Linked DNA regions of Homo sapiens: regions 1, 2, 3 and 5 are each linked to region 4. A link is a loop called in an ENCODE intact Hi-C map of the cell type or tissue named here. Cell type or tissue: IMR-90. All regions are shown on one strand. Links, peaks and the distances in the headings refer to the core of each region. The heading gives the core; the rest is flanking DNA.

Region 1 (6,317 bases), core at 747-5,746, 100 kb before region 4:
TTAAATAAAATAAAAAAGGAAAAGAAAAATAGAAGAATAAAGTAAGGACCTTCAAGAAAAACTGGAACAATTTCCTCTGAAGAGCGAATAGTCTCAGTTGATAGTATTTAAAATTATTTTTATAACTTTACAAAATAAATATAAGACAAAAAGATTGCTTTTGATTTTAGCACAGAGATGCTCCAATATTATCTCTAAAAACTGTCAAGAGTAGAGGTGTAATCACATTCCGTCTATGTAGCAACAACTGAAAGTGCTAAAACTTCCCAACTCCGTGAGCAGGAAGTAAGCACAGAGAGTCCTGACTCCTCTGTGATCCAAGTGCTGATCACTTCCCAGACATCATTTGAACTCACTCTACAAAGAAGCAGGTCTGTAGTTTATGAAAGTAGTTCACTAGGCTGGGCGCAGTGGCTCATGCCGGTAATCACAGCACTTTGGGAGGCCGAGGTGGGCAGATTACGAGGTCAAGAGATTGAGACCATCCTGGCCAACATGGTGAAACCTGGTCTCTACCAAAAATACAAAAATTAGCCAGGTGTGGTGGTGGGCGCTTGTAATCCCAGCTACTAGGGAGGCTGAGGCAGGAGAATGGCTTGACCCCAGGAAGCGGAGGTTGCAGTGAGCCGAGATCGCGCCACTGCACTCCAGCCTGGGCGACAGAGCAAGACTCCGTCTCAAAAAAAAAAAAAAAAAAAAAAAACAGAAAAAAAAGAAAAGAAATTAGTTCGCTAGTTTCCAGTTCATGTTACACAAAGCAATTTTCTTAAATTCCTGAACTGGAGCCATAACTGTGGAAACACTGCAGTCACATCCCAAGGAAAATCAAAGATGTAAAGTTACTAACTGTTGGAACAAACTGGCTCCAGCTGTAACCAAGCAAAGAAAGTAATGTGCCCTGAATCAACTTACTGTCAAATCCTCTCCTGAATTATTAGCAGGGCATGGTGGTGTGCACCTGTAGTCCCACCTACTCGGGAGGCTGAGGCAGAAGAACTGCTTGAACCCAAGAGGTGGAGGTTGCAGTGAGCCGAGATTGTGCCACTGCACTCCAGTCTGAGAGAGCGAGACTCCATCTCAAAAAAAAAAAAAAAAAAAAAAAATTCCTCCCCTGAGCAGGCAGAGCTGGCGAAGTTCAGCCATGGGCAGAGCAGGCTTGGGCCCAGGGATTGAAAGCCAGGGATTACCAGGCCAAGAAGTCGAACAGTCCAGACTACCACACAGTGAGGGCGCTTCCCAGGGGAGGGGTGGAGGGGCCTAGAGTGCAGGTGTGGGACCATGGCTGGGGAGGAGCAGGAATGCCGGTGCCAATGCAGGGCTCAGCAGAAAGCAACCAGATGGTTGTCAAGAAAATAATTGATCCTGAAGACAAATCCTAGACCAAGTGTGCACACTCTAAGCCCAGGTCCTGATTCTACCCTTTCCAGCTCTCCAGAGAGCAGAGGCCCCAACAGTCTGGCCAGTTCTGAGCCCGGCACCCAAGCACCCTAAGACCTCTGAGCTATCTGGCCAACCTCCCTCCCCCAGGGCATGTCACTGTCTTCTGCCACAATTTTGGAGCTTGCAAAGCTTGCTAACAGAATATACACAGAGGTATTTCACTCATGGGTCTTGTTCTAGATGCCTGGGAGATCATAGTGTAACCTGGAGACAAGATTCCCAGTAGATGTTTTTTGATAATTAGAAAACAGAGAAAGTCAGGCTCAGTGGCAGATGTCTGTAGTCCCAGCTGCTCAGGAGGCTGAAGTAGGAGGATCATTGGAGGCCAGGAGTTCAAGGCTGCAGTGAGCTATGATTGCACCTGTGACTAGCCACTACACTCAAGCCTGGGCAACAGAGCACATTCCCATCCCTAAAAAAAAAAGAAAAAAAAGAAAAAAAAAAGAAAAGGGAGAGGAAGAGGAGAAGAAGAAGGAGGGGGAAAGAGGAGAAGAAGAGGAGGGAGAATGGAAAGAGCAAAACAAAGAAAGAAGAAGAAGAAACAAAAGGGGAAGAAGGAAAGAAGTCAGTGACATCAGTTTGAGGGAAAAGCGCACACACGCACACGCACACACACACACGCACACCACTGTGATTGCCCTAAAGAAATTAGCTACTTTTTGGCCAGGCGAGGTGGCTCACACCTGTAATCCCAGCACTTTGGGAGGCCGAGGCGGGTGGATCACCTGAGGTCTGGAGTTCGAGAACAGCCTGGCCAACATGGTGAAACCTCATCTCTACTAAAAATACAAAAAATTAGCTGGGCGTGGTGGCGGGCACCTGTAATCCCAGCTACTTGGGAGGCTGAGGCAGGAGAATCGCTTGAACCCTGGGGGCAGAGGTTGCAGTGAGCCAAGATGGCACCAGTGCACTCCAGCCTGAGCAACAAGAGTGAAACTCCGTCTCAAAAAAAAAAAAAAAGAAAGAAAGAAATTAGCTATTTTTCAACTCTATTATTTAAACCCTCCTTAGGGCATCCTTTGGAGTGACAGCAGACAGTGACTGGGATAACTCTGCATATTTTGGCTTAAAATTATTTTTATCTACTGAAAGGAAAACTAAATTATACTCTGAAACATAATCTAATGACGGAGGGTCTCAGAGCAAATAGCTGTTAGTCGGAGATATTGAAAGTGATCAGGTTGTGAACTCACTTGAATCGAGCCTATTACCTCATGAAATTATAAAATGATTAGCAATGTCCCCAGCAGATGGCGCAAGTGGCCCCTCTGCTGTGATGGGAAGCCAATCTGTTTCCTCTTCATATGACAATTGAACAGTAGATCCTAACCAGGTAAGGTGTTTAGTTAGGAAAGAAATCATTCATGGGATTCCAAGAGAGGCTAACTAGGAAAGACAAAATCTGGAGGCTTTTTAATTTACTTCTCATGTTAAACAGTCTAGGAGCATGTATTGACCTCACCAGTAATATGGTTCCATTCACAATATTTTTAGCTCTGAAAAAGAAAATTCTCTCATGACAGAGTTTTAGATTAAGTCCCAAAGGATGACAAAGTACCAACAATTAGAATATCTGAAATGTTTTGATGAGCTGGTGGAATTAGTGAAGGGCTCATAATGAGAAGCTCAGAGCTGTCTCCTAACAAATTACAGGTAAACGGTTTCTGAAGGAAACTGCAGGGAAGGGGATAATGATTAAAGATTATTGGAGTCAGCCAATGTTTCTGCTGCTTTGCTAGTTACTTGCAAACAAATATGATGTTCTTGCTCACATTTTGAAGCTCTCGGCTACGCATTTTTTACGAACAAGCAAACATTTGCATTTCTAGGCCAGAGGCAGCCCACGCTGGGAAGGCAGGGGACGGAATGTGTTATCCATCGAATAGTCTTCGAAAGTGCAAAAGAACTTTATTAATTAAAGCATGTTAAATATCTGCCTTTATAACTTCCAAAGAAACAAGAATTGAGAATGTTCAGGTCAATGAATAATTTTGTGCAATAGCTGTCCTGCCAATACCTACTGCCTTCCATCCCAAACACCCATCAATGTTTTAACCCTCTGTAGTCTGCTTCTTATATCCAACTGCCACTAAAACTTTATTTTATTTATTTATTTATTTATTTATTTATTTATTTATTTATTTTTGAGACAGAGTCTCACTCTGTTGCCCAGGCTGGAGTGCAATGGCGCGATCTCAGCTCACTGCAACCTCCGCCTCCCGGGTTCATGTGATTCTCCTGCCTCAGCCTCCTGAGTAGCTGGGATTACAGGCGTGCGCCACCAGGCCCAGCTAATTTTTGTATTTTTAGTAGAGACGGGGTTTCACCATGTTGGTCAGGCTGGTCTTGAACTCCTGACCTCGTGATCCGCCCGCCTCGGCCTCCCAAAGTGCTGGGATTACAGGAGTGAGCCACCGCACCCAGCCCCTATTTTTTTTTTTTTTTGACTGTCTCTGTTACCAGGCTGGAGTGCAATGGCATGATCTCGGCTCACGGCAACCTCTGCCTCCGGGGTTCAACTGATTCTCCTGCTTCAGCCTCCCAAGTAGCTGGGACTACAGGTGCATGCCACCATGCCCAGCTAATTTTTGTATTTTTAGTAGAGACAGGGTTTCACCATGTTGGCCAGGATGGTCTTCATCTCTTGACCTCGTGATCTGCCCACCTCGGCCTCCCAAAGTGCTGGGATTACAGACATGAGCCACCACCCTGGCAAAACTTTACTTTTTTTTTTTTTTTTGAGACTGAGTCTCCCTCTGTCACCCAGGCCAGAGTGCAGTAGCACGATGTTGGCTCACTGCAACCTCTGCCTCCCAGGTTCAAATGATTCCTGTGCCTCAGTCTGAGTAGCTGGAATTACAGGCGTGTGCCACTATGCCTGGCTAATTTTTGTATTTTTAGTAGACATGGGGTTTCACCATGTTGGCCAGTCTGGTCTCCAACTCCTGGCCTCAAGTGTTCCACCTGCCTAGGCCTCCCAGAGTGCTGGGATTACAAGTGTGAGCCACTGCACCTAGCAAAACTTTACTTTTTAAATATATTTAAAAATATAAATTAATATATGTTAATTGCAAGGAATTTGAAAACACTGAAAAGTATAAAGAGAAAAATTTGTAGCTACCTGAGGTGTTCTTCGCTGCATAAAGAAAGACCACAGGCTGGGTGCAGTGGCTCACGCCTGTAATCCCAGCACTTTGGGAGGCTGAGGCTGAGGCAGGTGGATCATGAGGTCAGGAGTTCGAGACCAGGTGGCCAACATGGTGAAACCCCATCTCTGCTAAAAATACAAAAGTTAGCTGGGTGGTGGCGCATGCCTGTAATCCCAACTACTCGGGAGGCTGAGGCATGGGAATTGCTTGAACTCAAGAGGTGGAGGTTGCAGTGAGCCCAGTTTGCACCACTGCACTCCAGCCTAGGTGACAGACCAAGACTCTGTCTCAGAAAAAGAAAGAAAGAAAGAAAGAAAGAAAGAAAGAAAGAAAGAAAGAAAGAAAGAAAGAAAGAAAGAAAGAAAGGACCACAGCATTGTAGTAGAGTTTAATAGACACAAGGCTGGCCATAACACTGGGAGATGGAATTGGTACTCAAATCATCTCATTCAAAGCTCGTAGATTAGGGGTTTTTTTCTTTTTCTTTCTTTTTTTTTTTTTTGAGACAAAGTCTTACTCTGTCACCCACTGGGCTCACTGCAACCTCCACCTCCTGGGTTCAAGCGATTCTCCTGCCTCAGCCTCCTGAGTAGCTGGGATTAGAGGCACGTGCCACCACATCCAGCTAATTTTTGTAGCTTTTTTGTAGTTTTTAGTAGCTAATTTTTGTAGTTTTTAGTAGATACGGGGTTTCACCATGTTGGTCAGGCTGGTCTCGAACTCCTGACCTCGCGATCTGCCCGCCTCAATCTCCCAAAGTGCTGGGATTGCAGGCATGAGCCACCACGCCCCATCAGATTAGGGGTTTTTCAAAGGCAGTTTGGGGGAAGCAGTGTTGGGGAGGGGGGGTGCTAGGTAACAGGTGCTTGCTGCTGATTGGTTGGGGGCAGAGATGAAATCATAGTGGGTTGAAGCGGTCCTCCTGTGGGCTGGTCGACTCTAGGTGCAGCCACAGGAGCAAGGGTTGTCATCCAGGTGGAGCCATGGGTGTCAGACATGCAAAAAACCTGGAAAGATATCTCAAAAGGCCAATCTTCAAGAATGGTGTTATTTGGAGGAGTAACTGGGGATGTATCATATTTTATAACATTCTGAATAACTTAGCAGGACCCAGCCTCCTCTCCTCTCTCAGCGTGATGGCCTCCAATTAGCTTTACAAAAGCAGCTGAGTTTTGGGCAAGGCCTGTTATTATTTAAACTGCAGCTGAAAGGTCTTCCAAAGTTAGCTTAGTCCAATAATCTGGGAATAATTAAGGGAAAGGCAAGATGGAGGTTAGGCTAGCTTAGTTTACCGTTATAATTTTCTCATGGATATAACTTTTGCAAAGGCAGTTTCAAGATTACCCATGAATGAGTAGATATGGGCAACACATACTTCATTATTATTATTATTATTATTATTATATATTTTTTGGAGACAGGGTCTCACTCTGTTGCCCAGGCTGGAGTGTAGTAGTGTGACCATGGCTCACTTCATCCTTGACCTACCAGGCTCAAGCAATCCTCCCCAGTCAGCCTCCCCAGGAGCTGGGACTACAGGCACATGCCATTACACCCAGCTAAATATACATTTAAAAAAATTTTTTTGTTGGGACAGGGTCTCACCATCTTGCCCAGACTGGTCTTGAACCCCTGGGCTCAAGCAATCCTCCTGCCTTGGCCTTCCGAAGTGCTGGGATTACAGTCATGTAACCCCACTGTCAGAGGTGTGTGGACCAAAGCAACTCC
Region 2 (6,317 bases), core at 856-5,855, 200 kb after region 4:
GTCAGGAGTTCAAGACCAGCCTGGCCAACATGGTGAAACCCTGTCTCTACTAAAAATACAAAAAGTTAGCCAGACGTGGCCTGTAACCTCAGCTACTTGGGAGGCTGAGGCAGGAGAATCACTTGAACCCAGGAGGCAGAAGTTGCAGTGAGCTGAGATCACACCATTGCACTCCAGCCTGGGCAACAGAGCAACAATTCGTCTTGAAAAAAAAAAGACTATGAAATTATAATTTTTAATAATTCATTTATGTTATAATTCTCAGCAGGGGAAGTGTTCTACCACCCATAACTGAAGATTCTGGACATTATTATAAAGGTCTGTTTTAGATCTGGGTAAAAATTTGGTCCACTTTTCTGCTGTTTTGTCTCTGGGGCAAGAAACATAAAGACCCCGAAGTCTATCCCATTCCTCTCGATAGGCTCAGGCTGAGGAACAAATTCAGGACCTTCATTCATTAGAAGCCACCCCTGTAACCCCTCCTACCTTCCTTAGTCGAGGGCAGATGGCTGAGGTGGAGGAAAGCTCCCTCAGCCTCCTTGGGCTACTCCAGTTTGCATTTGGGCCCCAGAGGAGTCTCTTCTGTGATGGGGCATGAGCCCAGTCTCCCCACAATGATCCCCTGAGCAGAATATTTCCTGAAAACAGGCTTCCAGTGAGAAGGGCCAGGCTGTTCCAGCCATGAGGAAAATGCCCTGCGGGGGACTCGAACATCCAAACAGCCAGGAGGGTCAAGGAGATGGACTCTGCTTTCCGCAAAGCTCCTGCACACTTCCGCGTCAAGGGCTTCTGTGATACTCAACACAATCCCATCTCCACATGGTCAGTGACAACCCCAACCAGGCAAGCTGTCCACCAGCACAAGAGGGAGTCTGCCCGCCCCCGATCAGCTCAGCTGGTCCACACTCCCAAAAACCCATATTCAGGGGTGGGGGGCAATTGTCCCCACTGGCACCACCTGCAAATGCAAGTAACGCAGTGTCCTGCAGTGCGGACACCAATCAGGCTTTACTGAGGACATTTTCAAGAGTGGGCTCGGCTCAGCGTGGCTCACGGTTCTTCTGCCTCTCGTGAGCCTCAGGGCAGCTGGGTGGATGTGGGCTTGTGCTCCAGGATCAGCACCCTCCAGATTCTCTGCTTTTTAATAAATGCAGTGGTAAGAGGCCGTGCAAGGAGGAGTGATGGGAGGAAGAAGCTCTAGCCGCTCAGGGGAGGTGCAAGGCCAAGACTGGAGTCAGTCTTACCGCTCTCGCTTGACCAGATTCTGAGCAGAATTGTGGGGGGCTGGTGTGGTAAGAATTCCTCCTTTCGTCAGCATGATCAGTGTCCTGAGACCTCGGCTGCAGCCTCCAGAGTGAGCCCCTTGTGGCTGTCACAACTTTCTAAGTGGAAGAACTTTTCATCTGTCCTCTTATGTTCAGTGCCTGGGGCCCTGCAAATTAAACTTTAAAAAGACAGATAAACAGGAAAAAGGCAAACAATTTTAAAAAAATTAATGTGGCTGAGTGGTGCGGTGGCTCACACCCTTAATCCCAGCACTTTGGGAGGCTGAGGCAGGTGGATTGCTTGAGGTAAAGAGTTCAAGACCAGCCTGGGCAACATAGCAAGACCCCGTCTTTACAAAACTTAATGAATTAAATAATTTAAATTGTTTAAATAAATGTTCTATGTGGATGAAAATTTACAGAAAACAAGTGAAACTCAAAGGAATGGTTAGACTCAGGGGCTTACCTGCCATTTTAACAGAGAAAAGGGGGTTTGGGCTTCATGGACGGCAAATCATGGAGAGGTGGCTGGGAACATATGGGGGACGCTAACAGAAGGTGAGGGTGAGTTTAGCAAGGTTTGTTCACGCTCACTCCCTCTCCAGTGAGAAGAGTCACTCTCCCCTCCTGGCGTGGAGAGGGGGAACCTTCACAGGGGAGTTTATGCCCTGCTTTCACATGGGAAAGGGGAGGGCAGACAGCTCGTCCTGCATATGCCCATTCTCAGTTTCCTCAGCTCAAAATAATCCTTATGCCAAAGTGGCACATTTGGGGGTGCATATTCAGGACCCTTTCAATATGTAAAGCACTTAGCACCACTGCTGGCCATATTGAGCGCTCATATTAAACATTTCTTATTACTTTTATATTTACCATAGTTAGGTTCTGAGCTGGGTGTAACATCATTCCTGTCCTCAAGAAGTTAACAGTTTGAAGCAAACGGAGAGACGCATGAACACAGACAGGTACACAAGGTCATCAGTGGTGAGTGCTGTGGAAACGCAGCCGAGGGCAGGGCACGCAGAAGGAGCAGTGCGTGATGTTGGCGTGGGGGTTCCAGGAGGTTCTGCAGGAGGGCCCCTCTTGAGCTGGGTCTTGGAAGAGGAGTGGGTTTTAGGTGGAGGAAGAGAAGAACTCTAAGCAGTAGAAACCACAGGAACGAGGACACGGAGTCCTCATGAACATGTGCAGCGAATTCAGGATCAGCGAGGGGCCCGTGTGGCCGGCGGGAGGGGGTGGCGTGGGCGGCAGGCAAGTGGGTCCAGGGGAATGGCCACAGTCACAGCAGCTGGCACCTGGCGGAGGCTCACCCTGGGCTGGCACACCGGGCTGGAAGGTCTTGGAGCTGCACGAGCCGTGCTAAAAACTCTGTGATTCATCTCGTAGCCAATGAGGGGCTATCGGACACATCTGAGCAGACTGCTGTTTGGGAAAGGACAGGCACACGCAGGCTCTTGGTAAATGCGCGGTGAATTAAATTGAACTGGATCATGGTATAAAGAGTCTATCTGGTGGCAAGTCCCATGTAAGGGGTTATAAAATAGAAGTCCTAGCAATGAAATAGGCCAAATGCAGTTGATAAGTGGAAGTAATGAGTGGGCCCAAGATCCCATAGCTCATTTTAGAATGAGTGAAAAATATAAGGCACAGTAGAGCAGCAGTTTCTACCACGGGCCACTGACTCACAGAGCTTGTGAATGACATGTGTGAAGCACCTAAGTGTCGTTTCTTATTCCTGAGGGAGTGAGGTGAAGATTCGCCCTGGCCTATGACAAAAAAGGGTCCTTCTGAGGCTGGGGGGATGTGCAGGCCCATCCTATCTCAGGAGTGGGGAATCTGGAAGCCATGTTCATAGCCTCCCTAGCTAAGTAGCTGCGAGTTCAGCTGAGCTGAGCTTCACGCTCTCCCCTGGGCTTGTAGGGCATTGTTCAGGGACACAGGAAGCCGCACCTGCGCTGGGGCGTACGCAGGGCAGGCAAAAATGACATAACTGTTACCATGGGCTCTGAAAGCCCTACGCTTGGGCTGCACTGGCCACAGCTCACCTCCTCTAGAGCTTCATAGAACGCACACGCTTGCAAACCCACAGGCGCGCTGATAAACCTCAGGGCTTCCCCCAGGGTCTCACCAATCCTCTATTGACAGCTGTGGCTGGAGAACCTCCACGCAAGCCAGAATGTGGGAAGATGGCCCGGTGGGTGGAGTGGGGGTGAGGACAGCAGGGGAGCCAGTCCAGGGGTGCTTTGTCTCAGCGGGAACTGTGCGGAGTTTGTCAGTGCCCGGTAACTGTCGTGTCGCCTGCCCCCTGGTGGCCGCGGGCGCACACCGCTCTCCCCAGGCCTTCCTGCACCGCCTCCTGATAGAGATGGGGCCATCTGGGGAGCAAACCGTGCCGGGAGCCAGTGTTGCCTGCAGAAACCACTGGGCACGAGAGCCTCCTCCCTGGACAGTGCAGAGGGTCTTGCCCCTGGAAACGCACAGGAGACGACCTTTGCTGTCTTTTGGCTTGAAATAACCTCCGGCTGTATTTCTACATTGGCTCCAAAGACACACGTTTCAGCCTCTGGAAAAGCAGGAGCGTTTGCTTACCCAGGGTCACTGTCGGATTCAGTGCTGGTCATGGGTGTCGTCCTCTGTTCCTGTGCTGGCCTCTGAACAATGCAGAAAAGGAAGGAAAAAGTGACCAGACAGTCAATCTTTGCTGCCCTAGTTTTTCATTTTTAAAAATTATGATGCCATATTTGCACACCCACGTTCATAGCAGCACTATTCACAGTAGTCAAGAGGTGGAAGCAGCCTAGATACCCATCGATGGGTGGATGCATGATCACCACGTACTGCATGCATGCAACGGAATATTATTCAACCGTCAAAAGGAAGGAAATCCTGAGACAAGCTGCATCATGGATGAAACTTAAAGACATCGTGCTAAGTGAAATGAGCCAGACACAGAAGAACAAATACTGTGTGATTCTACTTACATGAGGTACCCAGAGTGGTCCAATTCAAAGAGACAAAATACAAGCATGGTGGCCAGGGCCTGGGAAGGGGGTGGTGGAAGTTGCTGTTTAATGGGTGCAGAGTTTCAGTTTGGGATAATGAAAAAGTTCTAGATATCTGTTACATAGCAGTATGAATACACTTAACGCTACTGACCTGCACACTTAAAAATGGCTAAGATGGTAAAGTTTATGTGTTTTTTTACCACAATTAAACATTTTAAAAATTATTTTTTAAATATGATAACTATTGACTATTCTCTTTTTGCAGCATTATTTATTTTATATTTTACATTCTTTTGTGCTGAGGTGTAGTTTATATACAATAAGTTACACAGTTCTTCTGTGTTCAGTTTGATGAGCTTTGACTACACCAAACAAGATATGAAGAACATTTCCATCACTCAGAAAGTTCCCTCGTGTCTCCACCCCATCAGCCCCCTTCCCCAACCAGATAATTGCTTTCTGACTCTGTCACTAGACATTATTTTTCTCTTTGAGGTTAAAAATTATATTCAGTGAAATGCACAGTTCCAGGCATACAATTTGTGAGTTTGACAAATGTCTGTACCCACGTAACCAACACTGTAATCTAGATGCAGACATTCCCTATAGCTCCAGAAAGTCCTTTCTGTCCCTTCCTGCCTGTGACATCCTCTACCAAGGTCATCAGTGATCAATGTCCTAAAAACACAGCAAAGTTCTGGGGACACAGAAAGAGCAGTCTCCCCCGATAGGTCATTCTACGTGTTCTTGAACTTCACAGAAATGGAGTCGTGCAATCTGAGCTCTTTTATGCCTGGCCCTCCCACTCAGCATGTTTTTGGACTCACCCGTGCTGCTGTGTAGATCAGCAGCTTGTTCCTTTTTCTTGTCGAGTAGTATTCTGTTGCATAAATACACCAGCAACTGCTTATCTATTCTGTTAGTGAACATTAGTTAGGGCTGTTTCAGGTTTTGGTTGCTGTGAATAAGGCTGCTATGAATATTCTTGTGCAAGTCTTTTTGTCAACAAATGTTTTGTTTTTCTTGGGTGAAACACTGGGAGAAGTGGAGCTGCTAGGTAATAGGATAAATGTGCACTTTACTTTTCAAAAACTGCCAGAGTTTTCCACAATGACTCAACCATTTTGCACTCCTACCAGTCTTTTTCACATGACTTACACACAGTAAAGTTCATTCTTTTTAATGTATATTTCTGCACATTTTGACAAATGCATACAGTTATGTAACTACTGCCACCCTCGGGATATATGACAAGCCCATCGCCTCCAAAATTCCCATGTGTCCCCATCATAGGCTCCCTCCCCACAACTCTGCCTCCTGGTCACCCTGATCTGCTCCTATATTTTTGCCTTTTCCAGAATGCCACATAAATGGAATGATGCAGTGCATGGTCATTTGAATCTGGCTTCTCTCTTCGCATAATGCATTTGGGGTTCATGCGTGTTGTTGGAGGTGTCAGTAGCTCGTTCCTGTTTACCGCTGGGTAGTGTCCATTTACGAACACACCAGCTTGTTCATCCCTGGCTGGGGCACGTACATCCATGCAGTTCAGTGGCATTCACACTGAATTCCATTCCCATTGCTGTGCAATCATCACCACCACCCACTTCCAGGACTTTTTCATCATTCCAAACAGAAACTCTGTACCCATTCAACAATGGTGCCCTACTTCTGCCCCCACCCCAGCCTCTGGGAACCTCTATTCAATTCTGTCTCTATGAATTTGACTACTCTAGGTACCTCATGTAAGTGGAATCATACAATATTTGTCCTTTTGTGATAGACTTATTTTATTTAGCATAATGTCCCCGAGGTTTAATCACGTTTTAGCATGTATCAAAATCTCATTCCTTTTTAAGGCTGAATAGCATTCCATTGTCTGGCAATGCCACATTTTGTTTGTCCATTCATCTGTGGATGGCCATTTGTGTCATTTTCACCTTTTGACTATTGTGAATAATGCTGCAATGAACGAGTGTTCATTTGAGTCTCCGCTTTCAGTTCTTTTGGATATATACCTGAAAGTGACATTGCTGAATCATATGTC
Region 3 (6,317 bases), core at 621-5,620, 380 kb before region 4:
TATTCTATGACATATTTTATACTTAAATTTTATGTAATTTTTTTCAGTAAAAGGAAATGACATGGCATTTTCATGATTTTTAAGAAAGGAATAGTTATTAAAATTTTATTGTGTGTGGTTTTCCTTTTTTTTCTTTTTTTTTTTTTTTTTTTTTTTTTGACAGAGTCTTGCTCTGTCACCCAGGCTGGTATGCAGTGACGCAATGTCGGCTCACTGCAACCACCGCCCCCCAGGTTCGAGTGATTCTCCTGCCTCAGTCTCCCAAGTAGCTGGAATTACAGGTGCACACCACCACGTCCAGCTAACTTTTTGTATTTTTACTACAGTTGGGGTTTCAACATGTTGGCCAGGCTGGAGGGCCCCTTGAACTCCTGACCTCAGCTGATCCACCCGCCTCAGCCTCCCAAAGTGCACCTGGCCTATGTGTGCTTTTCCAAACAGAAACATTAGTTCCAGTGAAAGAAAAAAAAAGTGGGGTACACTGCACCACCAGGAAAGAAATTTAAAGTATACCACAATCAAAAAAATGAATTAACAACCTTATTTTATTCTTAATAAATAAGACGAGAGGATTTTTTAAAAATCCACCTACACTCCTACCACAGTGATAGTTGGTTTTATTTTCCTCACGTTTTTTCCAGGTTTTACTCAAAAGTATTTGATTTTACACGGTTAAAATCAAACACACAAGTTTTATTCTTTGCTCGCTTAATGGTACATCTTACAGATTTTTCATGTTATTCCACAGACTTTACGTGTATCATTATTACAGATGTATGACAGTCCCTTCAGTTTCTTCAAAAATTTATACATTTCTCACTTTCCAGCCAGATGTGCAAAGAAAATGTGGGTTCTTTATCCTTTATAAACACTTGGATATTCTCATGAGCCCACTCCACCGGGAGTAAGGAAGGACACATAAACTTTGAACTTGAAACTTTATGTTACCACAGTCCCTGCCCAATTTCACGAGCTCTTGGGTGACTTCTGAGGCGGGTAAATAACGTTTCCTGCTTCTTCCACTCTCTTGCTCTTCTCCAAGAGGATGTGGGCCTGGAGTGGTGCCCATGCCTTCGCAGCGCTGGAGGCCTGTGCTCCTTCCATGGGTCCCCACCTTGGATCCTGTCCTGGGTGCACATTGGCTGGTTCCACTTAAGTGAGAGTGAAATGGAATCCAGCTGAGAAATGTGACTTTCCCTTTAGTACGGGCATCCCTCCCAAAGAGCCTGGCTGTCTCCCACTGCTGGCGAACCCCACCTCAGCTCCTGCTGTGCGGTGGGGCCTCTTGGCGTCCACTTGTTACATTGCAATCCCACCTGCCCCCAGTCCAGGCAGCTCACCTGGCCGCTCTCATCTGCAGGGCCCCTCCAACCCCACCTTGGCAGACTTCTAGGGCAAGCTCCCCAGCAAGTAGCTCAGATCTACCCTGCATCCCTAGGACGTCGGGGTCCCTTCCCACGCCACACAGCAGCTGATGCTGCTCTGGCACTCAAGCTTGTGCTTCATTTCCATTTGTAATCTAGGGAAGGCCCTTGCCCCTGTGCTCTCTTCGCAGGAATTCTGAAATGAGCAAGGCCAAATGCCCTCTTCCACAGGCCTTCTAGCCAACCCGTCTAAAGCACCTCCCTGCTGTGCTTCTGCATCCCTGCACCTGCCTCTTCTGCTCCCGTGGTGGCAGGATGGGGAGCAAAACCGAAAAACATCTGGGAAAGAACGCAAAGGAAGACAAAAAGCAAGCAGGACCCTTACCACAGGAAATAAGCAGCTGAAATGAAGGGGGAAACCAGGAGCATTGATCGAGAGCATGGGGAATGGTCTAGTGCCCCAAACAAAAAGTGTTAGGTGCCCACTGGCTTCAGCAACATGCAGGTACTGGGGGACCTTGAAATGATGCCGTTTCGGTGGAGTGGAGATGAGGAAGTCAGCCAGCCTGCAGTGGCTTCGGGAACAAGTCGAGGCAAGAAAGGAAGACAGTGGATGTAGACACTGCTTTCAAGAAATTTGACTGTGAAGGGAAGGAAAGATATGAGATATGGAATGCAGGTGGCAAATGCAGCATCCAGTATTTTGGCTTTTTGGTTGGGGCAAAGGTAAATTCAACACTGATGAGAGCCAGCCAGTAGTGAGGGGAAGGCTAGCAATTCAGACAGCGTCTTTTCTGCAGGAGGGAGGTAGGGTTTTCTGCTAAGAGAGTAAGCAGCAGGGGCAGGAGGATCAAAGGACCCGGGTACCAAGAAGTTTGGAAAGAGCTTCCATGCTTAATGCAGGAAAAGCGGAATGAAGACATACAAGAATTACCAAGGAGTGCTGGATGCGCAGACGGCCTCAGCCAGCACGAATTGACTGGGGCAGTGACCTGGAAGGAGATGGGTGCACCTGTGTGCTTCCCAGCAAATCCCGACTTCAGGGTCCGGTCACAGAAGTGGTAAACCGTCCATGGTGTGGATGACTTCGACCACCTACCACATTTGTCAGTTCTCACCACACCGAGCACAGGAGCTCGAGTAAACACGCTAGCTGGAATGTAAGCTCCAGGAAGGCAGGACGGTGCTGCCCACCATGACACAGCTGAAGGGTCCTTAGAAATCACCTAGTCAAACCACTCCATTGACAAGGAAACCCCCAGTTTGGAGAAGGAGGCCGGAGTCAAAGGCAGACCTCCTGAGCTCCACTCCCAGACCTTTCGCCAGCACGGGGTGACCTCCAACTCCCTCAGAGAACACAGCCCTCCCCCTTTGGCTTCCAGCTGGAGCGTGAATTCCCGAAGGACAGCTTCACTAGATGCCCAGATTTAGGAAAACTGTAAAGCAGAAATATCATTCCATTTTTAAAGCAACACAACCTCCCCACGTGATAGCTATTAGTAAATAGCTCACAGCTGCGAGGAGGGGCTCCAAAGGACACAACACCCTGTGCCATGGGGTTTCCACGAAGATACATTCCTAGGTGTGGGCACGGTACTCCTCCCCTCCCTGCGGCAACGCGACGGGATGGCACCGGCGCGCTCTGGGGTTCGGAACGAGGCCAGCAGGGGGCGGTCTACACCACTGAGTGTTTTCCCAGCTCGGTTTGTTGTTTGGAAGGAAATTCACGTGTGATCAATCACACCTTAAATATCTTCTGTAGCTATAAATATCAAACATATGTTTTCTAAATGGTTTACACTCCTTATCTCCCCTTTTATAAGTTCAATAGTAGAGAGGTCGTGGTGAGGGACAGAGAAGGAACACCAGACCTGGGTCCGCTGAAGAAACAAGCCCAACAGGAAACTGCCAGGCGAGACCGCTCAGTTGCCTCCCAAACACAGATGGAAGACAGGATTTTCTGGAATCACAGCAAAAGAAAAAAAAAAGCCTCAGCTTTGAACATCTCGACAGCAAATTCAATGTCTAGTCTTTATTATTGAGCAAGTTCCCTAAAACTTCAAAGAGGTAAGCACATCAAAAAAGTACTAAGTATGAAACCCTGGGAATATAAACACATAAGAGACATCCTCCTGTCTTTGAGGAACTGATAACAAAGGGGAAAGAAGATACTATCTCAGGAGTGCTCTGAGCGTGGTTAAGGGCGTGATTCATCCCTATTTAATCAATATAGCTAGGGAAGAAGATTCCAACTAAGCATGAAAGAATAGATGGGACTCCAACCAGATTGTGGAGCACTGGAAACCAAGATAGTACATGTAGCCATTTTTAAGTTTGAATAGCAATTATCTTTCTAGTACGTAATCAGGGTGCAAAGCTTATACCCCTCATAAAAGAGTTTACTGAAGTTCAGCTACAACTTCCAGGTCAACACTTCTCCCCAACCAACCCACCTTTTACTTTGTCCCTCCCCCAAGGGGCTCAGGCCCACTACTGGGGGTAACTCAGCAGGACATAAGCCAAAATTAGGCCATCAGTATCGTGCTTTGGAACGGATTTCATTCTCGATTTTTGAATCCCTTGAATCTCTGTGGTATTGTTAGGAAGGATGGTGTCCTTTATATAGCTTTCCATAAAAAGTGTCTGATTTGTCTGGATGTCCAGCACATTTTAACAAACTCAAGCCTCTAGACCTGGGAGCTGGACCATTGCTTCTACAACAAAGGCAAGTCAGACACAGGGATGGAGCCAGTTCCTCTGGTCTCATGTGTGTGGGGGCCTTCCTGTGCCAATGAATCTACCTCTACCACTCACCCCACCCTAGCTGCATCCCAATCAACAGACAGAGCTTGGTGTGGTGGCACCACCTGTAGGCCCAACTACTCGGGAGGCTGAGGTGCGAGGATCACTTGAGTGCAGGAGTTGGAGGCTAAAATGAGCTATGATCATGCCCCCCCTGCACTCTAGCCTGGGCAACATGGAAAGACCCCATCTCTAAAAAATAGATACAATACAAAACAGACACCAAAAAAGAAGCACCAGAATTTACTTTGTTCTAAGGGATATAGGCTTTGTCACTTCAACAGTCAGGTCATGGGAGTTCTCAGAAAGTGTTTTGACATTTGCTCCCTAGCAGAGGAAAGTCATTTGTGAAACTATTTTTAAACAGCAAAACTAAAAAGGTGGGGTGCCATCTCAGATGCTCATTAGACATTGAGTCCAGAGCTGCTTTGGGGGGTAAGACAGAGACACTGTGCTCTAAATACCAGCACAAGCATGAAGGACAGCGACCACAATCTGTGCAGCCAGTCCACTTCTTTAGGAAATTCGATTGTAAATACTTTGGAGCTGATGAGCTCTCCTGTGTCATCTTCATATCATGAAACCTAATAAAGGTCTCCGAATGCCTGCTTCCCCAGCACCTCCACACAGTAACAATTTCTTGCAGTTTCCATTTCCCTCAAACCTCCCACTGTTGCTGCCACCCTATGGAAGATGATCTTATCTCAAATACTTCAGAGAAAATCTGAAGACGCCGGTGAGGAATTCTGACGCATCCTGACGCCATTTCACCAGAGCCTGTGCGCAGCAATGCCACTCACTGCATCTTTTTTTTTTTAAAACTAAAACGAGAGCCCTTTCTTCCTATCAAAAGGCAGCACTTCTCTAGATGCTTCCGAGTAGCCCTGGCCCACCCAGCCTCCTCAGGCACTCCACTCCCTTTTTCCCTCTTTCTCATAAAACCTCAGCCTTTTCTCACAAAATGCCTCTCCATTGGCATCCGTGCCTGCTCTCCTTTGCCCCTGGGAGCCCCCCCCCCAGGATTTGGTCCCCTCCAGCTCCTTGCTCTCTCTTCCCACCGGAGCTTTGTTTTGATTCATCTGGCCATCCGTCCGTCCACTCTTCCTCAGCCCCACTCCTCAGCACCCCCCAGTCGGACATCCAGCCACTAAAACACTCTCCTTTAGGCCAGCAGAGGCTTGCGTGATGATAAGCCTGCCATCTTGCTCAGTTTCTTCATGGCTCTTGGAAGCCTTGCACACCGCTAAGCTTCTTGAAACACCCACTCCCCGGCTTCCTGAGGAACCACTCTCTGTTTACCCTCTGACCCTCTGGCCACATTTTCTGAGTTTCCTTTCAGAGCTCCTGCTCCTTCTCCAAGCCTAGTTTGAACATTGGAATTTATCAAAATCCTGCTTTCAACTCACTTCAGTTCTCACTCTGTGATCTCTCTTCAAAGGTCTCACCCACTCCCATGGCTTCAAACATGTTCACAATGCCAAATTTCCGTCTCTCGACCCAATCTCTGCTCTGAATTCCAGCCCTCCAGATCAACTCCCAACTGCACATCCCCGTGTGAAGGTCTCACATTGCCTCAACCTCAGAAGGTCCCAAAACCAGTGCAGAGTCAGCCTCCCCCCAACACAAGCTCATCCCACTTCACAAAATGGTTCTTCCATGGGAAAGTCATTTGTGCTGAGGACAAACTCATCCTTGATCCCTTTGTCCCTCCGCACTTGCATCCAACATGGCATTGAGTCCTACCCATTCTGTGTCCTAAATATATTTCAACCTCATCCACTTTTCTCCGTCTCTACTCCCTGTAACCTAACCAAAGCAACTATCATTTCCATGGCCTGACACTCCCAAGAGCATCCTACAGGCTTTCTTTCCCCCATCCGTGCTCCAAACAGCAGCTAGTTGGGAGAACATTACTTCCACAAACTTTTAAGTCACTGAAACCGTGATCTTCAGCGTGGTGTCAGGCCCCATGCAGTCTCACCTCCAGCCAGTCCTCCTCTGGGACACATGCCCCAGACACAGGGCTGTATTTTTTATTCTTGGGTGCCAAGCTTTCTTTGACCTGGGAGGTTTCTTTCATGGGTTTGCTGTATCTCTAACCCTCTTCTTTCCTGCCCTCCTAATTCCCTTCTCCATCTCTCCTTCCCTCCT
Region 4 (6,317 bases), core at 866-5,865:
CCAGATCCAGACAGCTGGCAATCCTCCATTTCCTGCCCCTGCCCGAGGATGGCCTCAGTCCTCATACCTGTGCCGGCTGAGAGTGTCACATCCACCATCTGGACCACGTTCCCCAAAAACCATCTCAGTAAGGGTCAGAATGGCCTGCAACTGCTGCCAACTGGAAGTTTCCATGCTGTGAAGTCATTAATTATCCACCTATAAGTCTGGAATGCCATCAGGTGGTTCCAAGGTCTCCGCCTTTGACAGGGTGGTGGCTCCCAGCCACTCCCATGCATCAGGCCTGCCTGTGCACGGAGGGCCAAGTCTGTTGGGCCCCTTGGCTTGGAGAAGAGTTTCACTGAGATATTAGTAACTGTGAGTCACCACACGCAGCAGTTGTGCAGGTGTCAGGCTAAAAAGAAGCTCAGATAGGACCCAGAACAAATGGGCTCACTTGGGACTAGGCAAGGGATTATAGTTCAGGATGTGTGTGCTATAATGATGGATCAGGGCATATCCAGGGATGTCGTGGCAAAGATAAATTTTTATTTTTATTTTTTTTTGAGATGGAGTCTCGCTCTGCTCTTGGCTCAATACAACCTCTGCCTTCTGGGTTAAAGTGGGTCTTCTGCCTCGGCCTCCCGAGTAGCTGGGATTGCAGGCACTCGCCACCATACCCGGCTAATTTTTGTATTTTTAGTAGAGATGGGGTTTCGCCACGTTGGTCAGGCTGGTTTCGAACTCCTGACCTCAAGCGATCTGCCTGCCTTGGCCTCCCAAAGTGCTGGGATTACAGGCATGAGCCACTGCACCTAGCCAAAGAGGAATCTTTTAAAGACAAACAGATGTACACATGAGCGGCTTTGAAACAAGGCTCGTAGGTGACAGAAGCTCACTGCAGGAGTTGGCTCTGTTGATTGGGGGAGGCGGCTGTTGCCAGGTCAGTGTTGCGTGCTGGTGGCAGATCTGGAATACTGCGGCCTCAAGAAGTCCTTGCACTAAGTCGTGATGCTGGTCTGGGTGCAGGAAAGTCTTGGGATAAGTCCTGTTTCAGGCATGTGGGCGTGAGGGCTTCTTGATGGCCTCCCACCACTCCATTTTGCTGGAGTTTAATGTAAGTGACTCCATTTTGGTACCAGCAGCTTTCTCAAAGGTTTTGGGGTTTTTTTGCTTTTGGGTTTCAACAACAGGAATTGAATCAAAGCACTTAACATGTGTTACTATTAAGATATGTCTCTGTTTTCACATTCTATAGAGTTAGTTTTTGTGTTTTTTTTTTTCACTTTGTAAAAGAAGGGAATATATATTTAGGTTTGATATCTCCAGATTTTAGGCCGGGTGAGGTGGCTCATGCTTGTAATCCCAGCACTTTGGGAGGCCAAGGCAGGTGGATCACCTGAGGTCAGGAGTTTGAGACCAGCCTGACCAACATGGTGAAGCCCCGTCTCTACTAAAAATGCAAAAATATTAGCCGGGCATGGTGGCCCACGCGTGTAATACCAACTGCTTGGGAGGCTGAGGCAGGAGAATCGCTTGAACCTGGGAGGCGCAGGTTGCAGTGAGTCGAGATCACACCACTGCACTCCAGCCTGGGCAACAAGAGTGAAACTCCGTCTCAAAAAAGATATCTCCAGATTTTAATAAAATCAATATTCGTATGCAAAAGTTTAACAATGTTTCCCTTTTTGCATTATTTGAACTAAATGCAGTTGGCCTTCTACCTGTTCTCCTGGCAGAAGGCGAAGGTGGAATGTCCCAGCTGCCTACTAGGCAATAGTGCCTATGGCGAAAACAGCTCCTGGCTGGCAGGGGGAAGCTGATTTGGGAGGCGCCATCACTAAGTAATGGAAGAGAGCTATGCTATGGGTGTGGTGATTCCTGCTAGGGGCACCCTGGGGCTCCTGGAGAGACTGGTTTCTGCAGGGAATGAGCTTCCAGGCCAGGCGGCCTCCACACGTGGAGATGTGAGTGGGCTCTGTCCTCCCTCGCAGCCGGCTGTGTGGACTCTGTAAGGGCTCCTGAGGAAGAGGAATCCGGGGGACCGGTTCCTGTCCTGCAGCCTCAGGGTGGGCCGCTGCCAGGCGCGTCCCTGCACGCGTAGAAGGAAGGCGCTTTCAGACGCGAGGGCGGCTTCGTCATCTCCTCCCGGTGGGTGCGTGCTGCCAGCGCGGCCTTTAGATGCTTTGGGCTCCGACTCTGTCTCCCTCTTCTTCAAATCATGAGGGCACTCGGGCACCCCGGTGTGAGAGGCAGGTGGTCCCAGAGTCCGTGTCACCTGGGTCACATCTCCAAGGCCCCAGGCCGCCCCCGGGCGGCCCGCCCCCAGTCCCCGCAGCCCGGAGCAGGATGGGCCCGGGCTGGACTGAGGGGCTGGGGCGCCCGTCTGCCCTGATGGGCGCAGCTGTCTGGGACCACGCGGTGCCCCGGGTCGGCCCCCAGCGTCGCCATCACCTCCCCCAAGACGTCCCCACGCGGCGGCCACACTGCGCTCCAACGACCCGCGCTCTCGGACCCGGTCACACTGACGGCGGTGACTCCCGAGTTCCCGGGACCAAGCGGGCCCGCCCTGGGAGCCTGAGCTTTCTCCTCACTCTCAGGGAGCCCTGGGCTGCGAGGCGACAGCACAACGGGAACAGACTCGCCGGGACCAGCCACCACTTGGGGTTGTCTCTGCAACCCACGCTCCGCGCCGCCCTGACCCGGTACCGGCCCGCGCGGCGGTATAGGCGGGCGCTGGGTGCTGGTCGCTGGGCGCGGAGGCTTTCTTTGCCAAGGGCAGCGCGCCCCCTGCTGTCCGAGCGGAAGAACTGCGCAGCACGCGAGGCCGCAGACGCCCTCTGGTCAGGGCCCTGCAGAATGGCTTGGGCTTGGGACTCGTCCTGCGCCCTTGGGCGAGGCCATTTGTCCCTGGGTCGGGAGGAGCTTAACCGTGGGGCTCGGCTGTATCCGCGAATGGCAGGGGCACAGGACAGCGGGGACTGTGACGGAACACATGCCGTTATTCCATGCGTTGTGCCGTGCTGTGAGTGCATAACCAAAAAATACCAACTCAGTCCATGGCTAAAGTAAGGATATGCAATAAAAATTTAAGCCTGATGAGAAAAAAAGTGAGAAAACTAGTTCACCCAGAGTTTAATCAAGTTTTTGACAAGAGGGTGTTGTTTTTGTTTTTTAAATTGAAACAGGATTTGGGGGCTGAGTTATTGCATGCAGCAGGGTTAAACAAATTTACATTTTATCAAAATAAAAAGATGCTTAAAGAATACATTGATAGGCCGGCACGTTGGCTCACACTTGTAATCCCAACACTTTGGGAGGCCGAGGCAGGCGAATCACCTGAGGTCAGGAGTTCAAGACCAGGCTGGCCAACATAGTGAAACCCCATCTCTACTGCAAATACAAAAATTAGCCAGGTGTGGTGGCAGACGCCTGTAGTCCCAGCTACTCAGGAGCATGAGTCAGGAGAGCCTCTTGAACCCAGGAGGCCAAGGCTGCAGGAGCTGAGATTGCGCCATTGGACTCCAGCCTGGGTGACAAGAGCAAAACTCCATCTCAAAAAACAAACACACAAAAAACAATGATAGCATATATTTTATCTCTTGTAGTACAAATCCTCATATTGACTGTTGCAGAAAAATACCTGTAATGCCTTAAACAACAGTTTTAAGAAACATCAATGACCAGCAAGTTACAAACAAAATGCAGTGATCAACATATTTAACTGTCCATGTATGAAGCTTTTACAAACACATTCAGTCTTCACTGTCTGAGCAAATCAGTTTTAATTTCTTCATAGTCCTTCATCTGTCTTTTCACATGACACTTGGCCAGTGGTGAATTTATAATGTAACAGTATTTTAGACCAGTTTCCCTCTCCATACTTCCTCATGCTAGATCTCAAATTCATGTCTTCTTCCCAAAGCCATGCCTGTTTTTTTTTTTCTTTTTTTTTTTTCTGGATAGATGTTTTTCAGCAGTCACTGGTTGACTTTGAGGTACTCTCTTGTTTTCTGTGGCTCTTCTGATTTGACAAGAGGTTGTTTTTGTCTTTGTATGGCTACAACAGTAACTTTGGGAAACCATTTAATCAGGTTTGGCTAAGTATAAGATGGAATCTGAGTTATGCTTCCGGACACTGACGTGTGCAATTTTGTGTTGGTAACAAGTATTGCCAATTAAATAAATATTTGAAGAACGGAGCCATGGCTTTATTTTCAAAATCTTCCCAGAACACTCAGAAAAATCTTATTTAACTCGACTGAACATGCCAATCATCATTTATTTAATATGTCCCAACTACATCAGTTACTAGCTATGAGAGAGACCTTGGACAGGATTTTTACATTATCTGTGCCTCAGTGGCATCATCAGTGAAATAAAGATAATCATGGTACCTATTCATAGGTTAAGGATTAAGTGAGAGATATATTGCTGGTGAGGAAAAATGTTTCCTCCACCCTCTTAGGTTCAGTTAATGGGGACCTGCAAATTACACTGAAAATAAAGATTAATAAGAGAAAAAGTATACAATTTTTGTTAATGTTTATGTGCATAGGAATTCACAGAAAAGAAGTGGAACTCAAAGAAGCAGCGAGACTCAGGGGCTGATAACTTTAACAAAGAAAAGAGGATTTGACCTTGAGGGAGGACAAGGCACTGGGAAGTGACTGGGGAGTATTTGGGGAAGGTGATGGAAGACAAGGCTATTTCAGAAAGGCTTGTTTATGTGGACTCATCTTGGTGCTAACTCCGGTGATAAGAGCCACTCTATTCTTGGTGGGGGCGAGGGGGACACCTTCACAGGGTACTTTATGCCACCTTCACAAGAAGGCATTTATGATCTGATTTCAGGCAGAAAAGGAGAAGACAGAGAACTCTTTCAGCACCTGTGGATCCTCCATTACCTTCAGCTCAAAATAATCCTTATGCCACAATGGCATATTGTGGAGTGGCATCATTTAGGCCCTTCATTTCCCTGTCTGAAACTTCTCTATGATGTGTCACATTCCAGAAGCGAAGTTATTTGATTGTTCCCATTAAACCAGTCTCTCTGCCCTGGGAATATCTCAGTCCAGTTAAACAGCTGTGTCTCATTTCAGGAGGTGGTGGTGCAGGTGGGGGTGGGGCACCCCCAAAGGTGGGTCTTTATGTGTGCAAGCAATCAGGCATTGAATGAGGGCATTTCTATGGATACAAAAGAAATACAAAGATTAACCATCGGTGCTGACTATAGATCCTGTTTCTAAGTTCAGAGGGCCATTAGTTCAGATTTCTAGATATTGGTCTCCAAGGATCCTTACATAGCGGAATGAGGATGGCAGTTACAGCATCGCAGTCCTGTTATTTCCTGGCGCTTGGAGGATTGTGCTCTGGTGAACTTTCTGAGTCACCCAAACTGCTGTGGTGATGATTCTGTTAAAGTTACACTGAGTGATTCAGCTTCAGGTTTCAGGGTTTCTGGAAAAGGGCAGTTTTAGTTCTCAGTGATGCCAAATTAGGACAGGGGAGAATACTGGAAACACTCATTACTGACAACATGCACAAGACGGCCAGATCCAGTTTACAAAGAGGTGAAAATAACTCAAAGACAGTAAACATGACAAGTATTTGATAACCCACCAGGATGGGTTGTAGTTTTCCACTGAAACAAAATTTCTCTCTAGAATCACCTCCATTTTTATCAAAGATAATCAAGACAGGCATGATGGCTCATACCTATAATCCCAGCACTTTGGGAGGCTGAGGCAGGAGGATTGCTTGAGCCCAGTAGTTTGAGACCAGCCTGGGCAACATAGCGAGACCCCATATCTACAAAAAAATAGAAAATCTAGCCAGGTGTGGTGGCATGTGCCTGCAGTTCCAGCTACTCAGGAGGCTGAGATGGGAAGATTGAGACTTGGGAGGTTGAGGCGATCTTTGTGTTTTTTTTTTTCTTTTGAGATGAGTCTCGCTGTGTCACTCAGGCAACAATATAGTGGTGATCAAAACTCACTGCAGCTATGTTGAGAGTCCCCACCCCAACATAATGCACTGCTCCTTCTGTGCACCCAGCACTCGGCTGTGTTTCTACAGCATGGAACACTGATGACCTTGTGTACCTGTTTGTGTTCATGTTTGTCTCCCTTTGCTTCAAATTGTCAACTTCTTCAGGACAGGAATGATGTCATTATAATACTGTAACTCCAGCACCCAGCTCAGAACCTAACTATGGTAAACAAAAAAGTAATAAGAAACGTTTAATATAGGCACTCAATATGGCCAGGAATTGTGCTAAGTGCTTTATATACTGAATATACACCCCCAAATATGCCACTTTGGCATAAGGATTATTTTGA
Region 5 (6,317 bases), core at 765-5,764, 310 kb before region 4:
TCTTTATTTAGTTGGCAATGGGTTGAAAGAGTTAAGTTTTTCTTTTCTTTTCTTTTCTTTTTTTTTTGAGACAGAGTCTCGCTCTTTCGCCCAGGCCGAACTGCAGTGGCGCTATCTCGGCTCACTGCAAGCTCTGCCTCCCAGGTTCACAACATTCTCCTGCCTCAGCCTCCCACTTTTTTTTTTTTTTTTTGAGGCAGAGTATCCCTCTGTCACCCAAGCTGGAGTGCAGTGGCACGATCTCAGCTCACTGCAGCCTCCACCTCCCAGGTTCAAGCGATTCTTCTGCCTCAGCCTCCTGAGTAGCTGGGATTACAGGTGCCGGCACCACGCCCAGCTAATTTTTGTAGTTTTAGTAGAGATGGGGGTTTCCCCACGTTGGCCACGCTGGTCTCGAACTCCTGATCTCAGGTAATCTGCCTGCCTCGGCCTCCCAAAATGCCGGGATCACAGGTGTGAGCCACCATACCTGGCCAAGTTAAGTTTTTCTAAAGACTTGCTGGGCACAGTGGCTCACGCCTGTAATCCCAGCACTTTGGGAGGCCAACGCAGGTGGATCACCTGAGGTCAGGAGTTCGAGACCAGCCTGGCCAACATGGTGAAACCCCATCTCTACTAAAAATACAAAAATTAGCCAGGCATGGTGGCATGCACCTGTAGTCCCAGCTACTAAGGAGGCTGAAGCAGGAAAATCTCTCAAACACAGGAGGTGGAGGTTACAGTGACCTGAGATCGCGTCACTGCACCCCAGCCTGGGTAACAGAGTGAGACTCCATCTCAAAAAGGAAAAAAAATAAAATAAAATAAAGACTTGAAGTCAGTACAAAGGATGCTTAAGTTAAGGGGGTCGGCTATCTGTCATGTGATACTATACCAGAGTCAAATTGGAAAGTAAGCCATGTCATATCGAGTTAATTAAAAACAAACAAACAAAAACCTTTAGCAAGCTTTCATAGTTTGCAGCATGTGACTTAACCCTTGCCTAGCATGGCCTTGGGTCCTGTTTATAATCTGGTGTCTTATTGCCACACAGAATCTATTGCATTAGACTGATGATCTCTGTTTTAATGTTAATTCCAGTCATTTGTGCCTAAACTCCAAAAAGAATGGGGTATGAGGTGTGTCTGACTTCCCTTACCATCATGGCCAGGAATTCAGTTTTTGTTGTTGTTGTTGTTTTTGAGACGGAGTCTCACTCTGTTGCCCAAGCTGGAGTGCAGTGCTGTGATCTCAGCTCACTGAAACCTCCGCCTCCTGGGTTCAAGCGATTATCGTGTCTCAGCCTCCGGAGTAGCTGGGATTACAGGCCCACGCCACTATGCCCAGCTAATTTTTGTATTTTTAGTAGAGACGGGGTTTCTCCATGTTGGCCAGGCTGGTTCTCCAACTCCTGACCTCAGGTGATCCACCCGCCTTGGCCTCCCAAAGTGCTGGGATTACAGGCGTGAGCCACCGTGCCCGACTGGGAATTCAGTTTTTAAGGTTTTTCTGAGGTTACCCTTGGCCAAGAAGCTTCATTCAGTCAGTGGGGGGCCTTAGGATTTTATTTTTAGTTTACGATAGGTCGAATATAGTCCTTGACAAAACAGAAGAAAGAACGTAGAAATCCCACTGCGCAATTGAATTCCAATCCAGAAAGATTGCCATTTGTTTTTTTATTTCCCCTAGTGCAGAAATAACTCACATATCATGAATTCACACCTCTTAAAATTGTACAATTCAGTGTGTTTAGCATATTCACAAGGCCGTGGAACCATCACCACCGTCCTTGGGAGCCCACTGCTGAAGGACTGGAATATCTAATTCCCGAATGTTTTCATCATTCTGCAAAGAAGCCCTGGACCCACTAGCAGTCACTCCCCGTTTCCCCTCCTGCTCTTCCTCCCAACAACCATTAGTCTATTTTCTCTCTTTGCAGATTTGCCTATTCTGGACATTTGACATAAATAATCTTATAATATGTGGTCTTTTGTGACTAGCTTCTTTTTCTTAGCATAATGTTTTTATCTATGTGTAACATACATCTCTACTTCATTCCTTTTTGTGGTTGAACAATATTCCATCATATAGGTATACCATATTTTGTCTATTTATCATTGGTGGACATTTGCGTGTTTCTGCTTCTGTGCTTTCATGAATAATGCTGCTATGGACATTTGTGTACAGGTTTTTGTCTAAATATATGCTTATTTCTCTTGGGTATTACCAAGAATTGGAATTGCTGGGTCATGTGGTAACTGTATGTTCAACTTTTTAAGAAAAACGTAAACAGTTTTCCAATGTGGCTGCATCATTTTACTTTCCCACCAGCAGTGTATGAAGGGTTCTAATTTTTCCACATCTCACCGACACTCGTTACTGTCTTTTTTATTGTAGCCATCCTAGTGGATGTGAGATGTTATTCACTGTGCTTTTGATTTGCAGTTCCTTAATTAATAATGTTGAGTATCATTTCTTATGCAAATTGGTTATTTGTATATCTTCTTTAGAGAAATGTCTGTTCAAATCCTTTGTTCCTATTTTAATTGGGTTATTTGTCATTTTTTCTCATTTGTTCTCAAGCACACGTAACTCTACATTTAGTCTGTCCTCACCCATGGGTATCTGTTCAAAAAGGAATAGTGTCAAGTTTTGCCCCGATTTTATCATTTCAATTGTGTTGTATGTTAGCAATATTCAGTGCTAACAAGTTTTAACTACATGGTTCTAAATATGGATCTTCCCAACATTTACAAATGGAGGAGGGATAGACGGAGTGTTCAAAAGAAAATGTTAATATGCTTTGAAACATTGTTTTGTCAATGTAAATGTTAAATCAGCAGAACCCAGTAACTGATGAGAAGCACAGTAAGTTAGCTACAGCAATCACATAAGCAGAAGCACAGGGAAATTCACGAAGAGGGAAACAGCAAAAATAGAAAGGCGGGAACACAGGAGTGGGTATAGGGATGCCTACAGTTATGTATTCATGAAGTAAGAGCTTTCTGGGCAGTGATTAACTGATTTGTCAGAAATTGCAGACAGCAAGGAAAGAAGAAATAAAACTTGCTTGGAAGGAAGTAGTGTTGTCTGGTCCGCTGTGGACACCTGGACATGTGAAGAGAAGACTCTGATCTGTGCTCAGAGTCGGGTTGTTTCTCGAACGGCCGCCTGGTGGCGCTGTGGCACAGGGGCGCTGGCGAGGGAAAGGCTCCTGCAATGCACCAAGCTGCGCCCGGGCGCGGGGAGCCGTCGACTGGGGACTTGGAGGTGTGGGCCTCTCGTGCTGTGTCTGAGGGACAGCTGTCATGTGTGAAGCTCCTGCTATATAAAAGGGTGAGCTGTTTCCCTCTGCTCACCCTTTAAACTGCTCTGCCTGCTGAATGCTGTACCCAGGTGGCGGAGAGCAGAAGCGAAACTGGGGAGTGAGGCCAGTGAGGCTGGGGGGCTTGCTGGACACAGCCAGTTCTCCAGAGCTGGAGCTAAACGGCAGCAAGGTCCCAGCCTCTCACTGGTGTGTTCTCATTTTCATCTTTTGGAGATGTTTTTTCTGTCTTAAAAAACATTCCAAGTCCATCAACGGATGACTGGATAAAGCAAATGTGGTACTTATACACTATGGAATACTATTCAGCTGTAAAAAGAGTAAAATCATGTCTTCTTGAGGGTAATTCTCTAAGTGAAATAACTCAGAAATAGAAGTCAAATGCCACATGTTCTCATAAGTGAGAGTGAAACAATGTGTGCACGCGGACACAGGAGTGGAAGAACAGACATTAGAGAGGCAGGATGTGAGGGAGGGAGGGACGATTACTTACTGGGTACAGTGTACGCTCTTCAAGTGATGCCTACACTATGCTCTATAGCCATGCAACAAAACTGCACTTGTATCCCCTATGTCTATCACTGAAAAAAAAAAAAAAAAAAAGTCCAAGCCCAGAACTTGTGTGTGCGTGTCATTCTGCACATTCCTGGACAGGTCCTGTGTCCGTTCTGTAGAACTGCGCCATCATTTCTCTCCTGGAGGAGGCCCCCAGCCTCACCAGAAGGGATGAAGATGTGGGGTGGCCTCATCCTTTTTGAAACAGCTCTTAGTTCAGATGAAACCATCTTTCCAGAGGCTCGGTGGTTTCTCGATGGAACTGGGGGTTAGGGAAGAGCAATAAGCTTTTCTTTTTCTTTTTCTTTTTTTTTTTTTTTTGAGACAGCCTCGCTCTGTCACCAGACTGGAGTGCAGTGGCGCGATCTCAGCTCACTGCAACCTCCGCCTCCCAGTTCAAGCGATTCTCCTGCCTCAGCCTCCTGAGTAGCCAGGACTACAGGCGTGCACCACCACGCCCAGCTAATTTTTGTATTTTTAGTAGAGACGGGGTTTCATCATGTTGGCCAGGATGGTTTCGATCCCTTGACCTCGTGATCCACCCGCCTTGGCCTTCCAGAGTTCTGGGATTACAGGCGTGACCCACCGCGCCGGGTGTAGATTTTCTTTACAGGACAGGATCAAATCACATAGAATGGATTCAGTGGAGGCAATCATGTCTGGGCTCTGAGGGCTGGAGCATGGCTGTGTGGCTTAAATGATATGTCCTTGGAGAGCAGCAATTTCTGAGAGATTAGCAATAGCTTGCATTCTAGATAGCATGGGAGTTTCATAGGCTCGCCTAGGACTCTAAAGATCTCATGGCATCGTTCAACAGGTGAGGTTTTAGGTTGCAAAGGGAATACTACCAGATCCTAAGCAGGACCACTGCTGGGGTCATTCTGTAGTTCACTCAGTAAGCATCAATGATCTGATGAGCATGTAGGAAATAGCCTTTGGGGGGATTTATTCTACTGGAGAAACTTGGCATTCTCAGAGAACCACAGCAACCAGGCAGGAAGCTAAAGGGCAAATGGCATTTAGACCAGCGTCCCCTATCTGATGCAGGAGTGCTTGAACCAAGTATAGAACCGGTTTGATGGACTTGCAGAGAAGTGGGAAGAGAGCATCCTAGATAAAGAGAAAGGCTGGACTCAGGTGGGCACAGGGAAAACGCCAGGCCGACGTGAGGATTGGTGGGCATTTGATAAGGTTTTGTTTATTGTTTTTGTGGGGGTTTTTTTTGAGATGGAGTTTCGCCCTTATCACCCAGGTTATAGTGCAATGGCACGATCTTGGCTCACTGCAACCTCCACCTCCCAGGTTCAAGTGATTCTCCTGCCTCAACCTCCCAAGTAGCTGGAACTACAGGCTCGCACCACCACACCCGTCTAATTTTTGTGTTTTTGGTAGAGACGGGGTTTCACCATGTTGACCAGGCTGGTCTTGAACTCCTGACCTCAAGTGATCCACCCGCCTTGCCCTTCCAAAGTGCTGGGATTACTGGTGTGAGCCACTGTGCCCGACCTGATAAGGTATTGATAAGTGGTATTAATAAGTGAGTTGAGCTCAATGAAGAGAGTGATGATAAGGAATGGATCATTTAAATAAGAGTAGCTCACTGGTCTCTTTAATTAAAAAGAATGTGACCAGGTGTGAAGCTCACACCTGTAATCCTAGCACTTTAGGAGGCTGAGGCAGGAGAATCACTTGAGCCCAGGAGTTCGAGATCAGCCTGGGCAACATGGCAAAACCTTGCCTCTACTAAAACTATAAAAAGTTGGCCAGGTGTGGTGGCATGCACCTGTAGTAACAGCTACTTGGGAGGCTGAGTTGAGAGGATTGCCTGAGCCCTAGAGGTGGAGGAGTTTGCAGTGAGCCGAGATTGTGCCACTGCATTCCAGCCTGAGCCACAGAGTGAGAACCTGTCTCAAAAAAAAAAAAAGAAAGAGAGAAAGAAAGGAGGGAGGGAGGGAAGGAAGGAAAGGAAGGAAGGAAGGAAGGAAGGGAGAAAAAAATGCAAGGTCACAGTAAAAAGTTCAGAGAATGGAAAAGGACAGAGAGCAACACTGGAAACCTCCCTTCCTGGGTCCCAATTGTTTATCGGATGCCTTCGAGCCCTCCCCCTGTTCATATACAAGAATCTATTAACATAGTGATTTGATATGCAGAGTTTACTACTCTCTGTCTTGTCCCGCAACTTACTCTGGGACTTAACATGCCAGTACATCTCCAAATCTAGTCTATTTTCTTCCCACAGAGGGAGAGACTTCTTTTATTAAAGATACTTCTGGCTGGGCATGGTGGTTCACATGTAATTCCAACACTTCGAGAGGCTGAGGCGGGAAGATTGCTTGAGGCCAGGAGTTCCAGACCAGCCTGAGCAACATAGTGAGACTTCGTGTCTACAAAAAATTTAAAAATTAGCCATGCATGGTGGCACACACCTATAGTCTTAGCTACTCAGGAGGCCAAGGCG

The links. Peaks named below come from ENCODE experiments on the same cell type or tissue, not always from the same donor. Only the 100,000 strongest peaks of a DNase experiment are listed, where the experiment ranks them.
Region 1: a loop joins it to region 4, with 10 times the contacts of the local background. A loop is called at or near these places in 95 of 110 quality-filtered maps.
Region 2: a loop joins it to region 4, with 2.8 times the contacts of the local background. A loop is called at or near these places in 4 of 110 quality-filtered maps.
Region 3: a loop joins it to region 4, with 13 times the contacts of the local background. A loop is called at or near these places in 39 of 110 quality-filtered maps.
Region 5: a loop joins it to region 4, with 10 times the contacts of the local background. A loop is called at or near these places in 75 of 110 quality-filtered maps.

Annotation. Positions count from the first base shown.
Region 1 is chr18:11,935,380-11,941,696 of GRCh38, forward strand. The region is part of intron 2 of LOC101927511 (a long non-coding RNA gene); the gene reads right to left. Among named protein-coding and RNA genes, the nearest start is that of MPPE1, 30 kb to the left of the region's middle. In IMR-90, for the core only: a CTCF peak has its summit at 2,689 (motif pointing right); a DNase peak (open chromatin) is centred at 2,692.
Region 2 is chr18:12,233,815-12,240,131 of GRCh38, forward strand. No RefSeq gene overlaps it. Among named protein-coding and RNA genes, the nearest start is that of CIDEA, 17 kb to the right of the region's middle. RefSeq lists a silencer at 3,481-3,560. In IMR-90, for the core only: a CTCF peak has its summit at 3,578 (motif pointing left); no DNase peak of the experiment used is centred there; H3K27me3 peaks cover 439 bases.
Region 3 is chr18:11,652,461-11,658,777 of GRCh38, forward strand. It overlaps MIR7153 (microRNA 7153), which reads right to left and starts at 2,481; the gene lies at 2,425-2,481. RefSeq lists an enhancer at 5,291-5,460 and a cis regulatory region at 5,376. In IMR-90, for the core only: a CTCF peak has its summit at 3,036 (motif pointing right); no DNase peak of the experiment used is centred there; H3K27me3 peaks cover 3,193 bases.
Region 4 is chr18:12,036,361-12,042,677 of GRCh38, forward strand. No RefSeq gene overlaps it. Among named protein-coding and RNA genes, the nearest start is that of ANKRD62, 54 kb to the right of the region's middle. RefSeq lists an enhancer at 1,838-2,339 and silencers at 2,287-2,356, 2,737-2,806. In IMR-90, for the core only: a CTCF peak has its summit at 2,774 (motif pointing left); DNase peaks (open chromatin) are centred at 2,751 and 5,381; H3K4me3 peaks cover 360 bases; H3K27ac peaks cover 264 bases.
Region 5 is chr18:11,729,985-11,736,301 of GRCh38, forward strand. All of the region lies in intron 1 of GNAL (G protein subunit alpha L), which reads left to right. Among named protein-coding and RNA genes, the nearest start is that of GNAL, 44 kb to the left of the region's middle. RefSeq lists an enhancer at 2,689-3,297. In IMR-90, for the core only: a CTCF peak has its summit at 3,154 (motif pointing right); no DNase peak of the experiment used is centred there; H3K4me3 peaks cover 235 bases; H3K27me3 peaks cover 904 bases.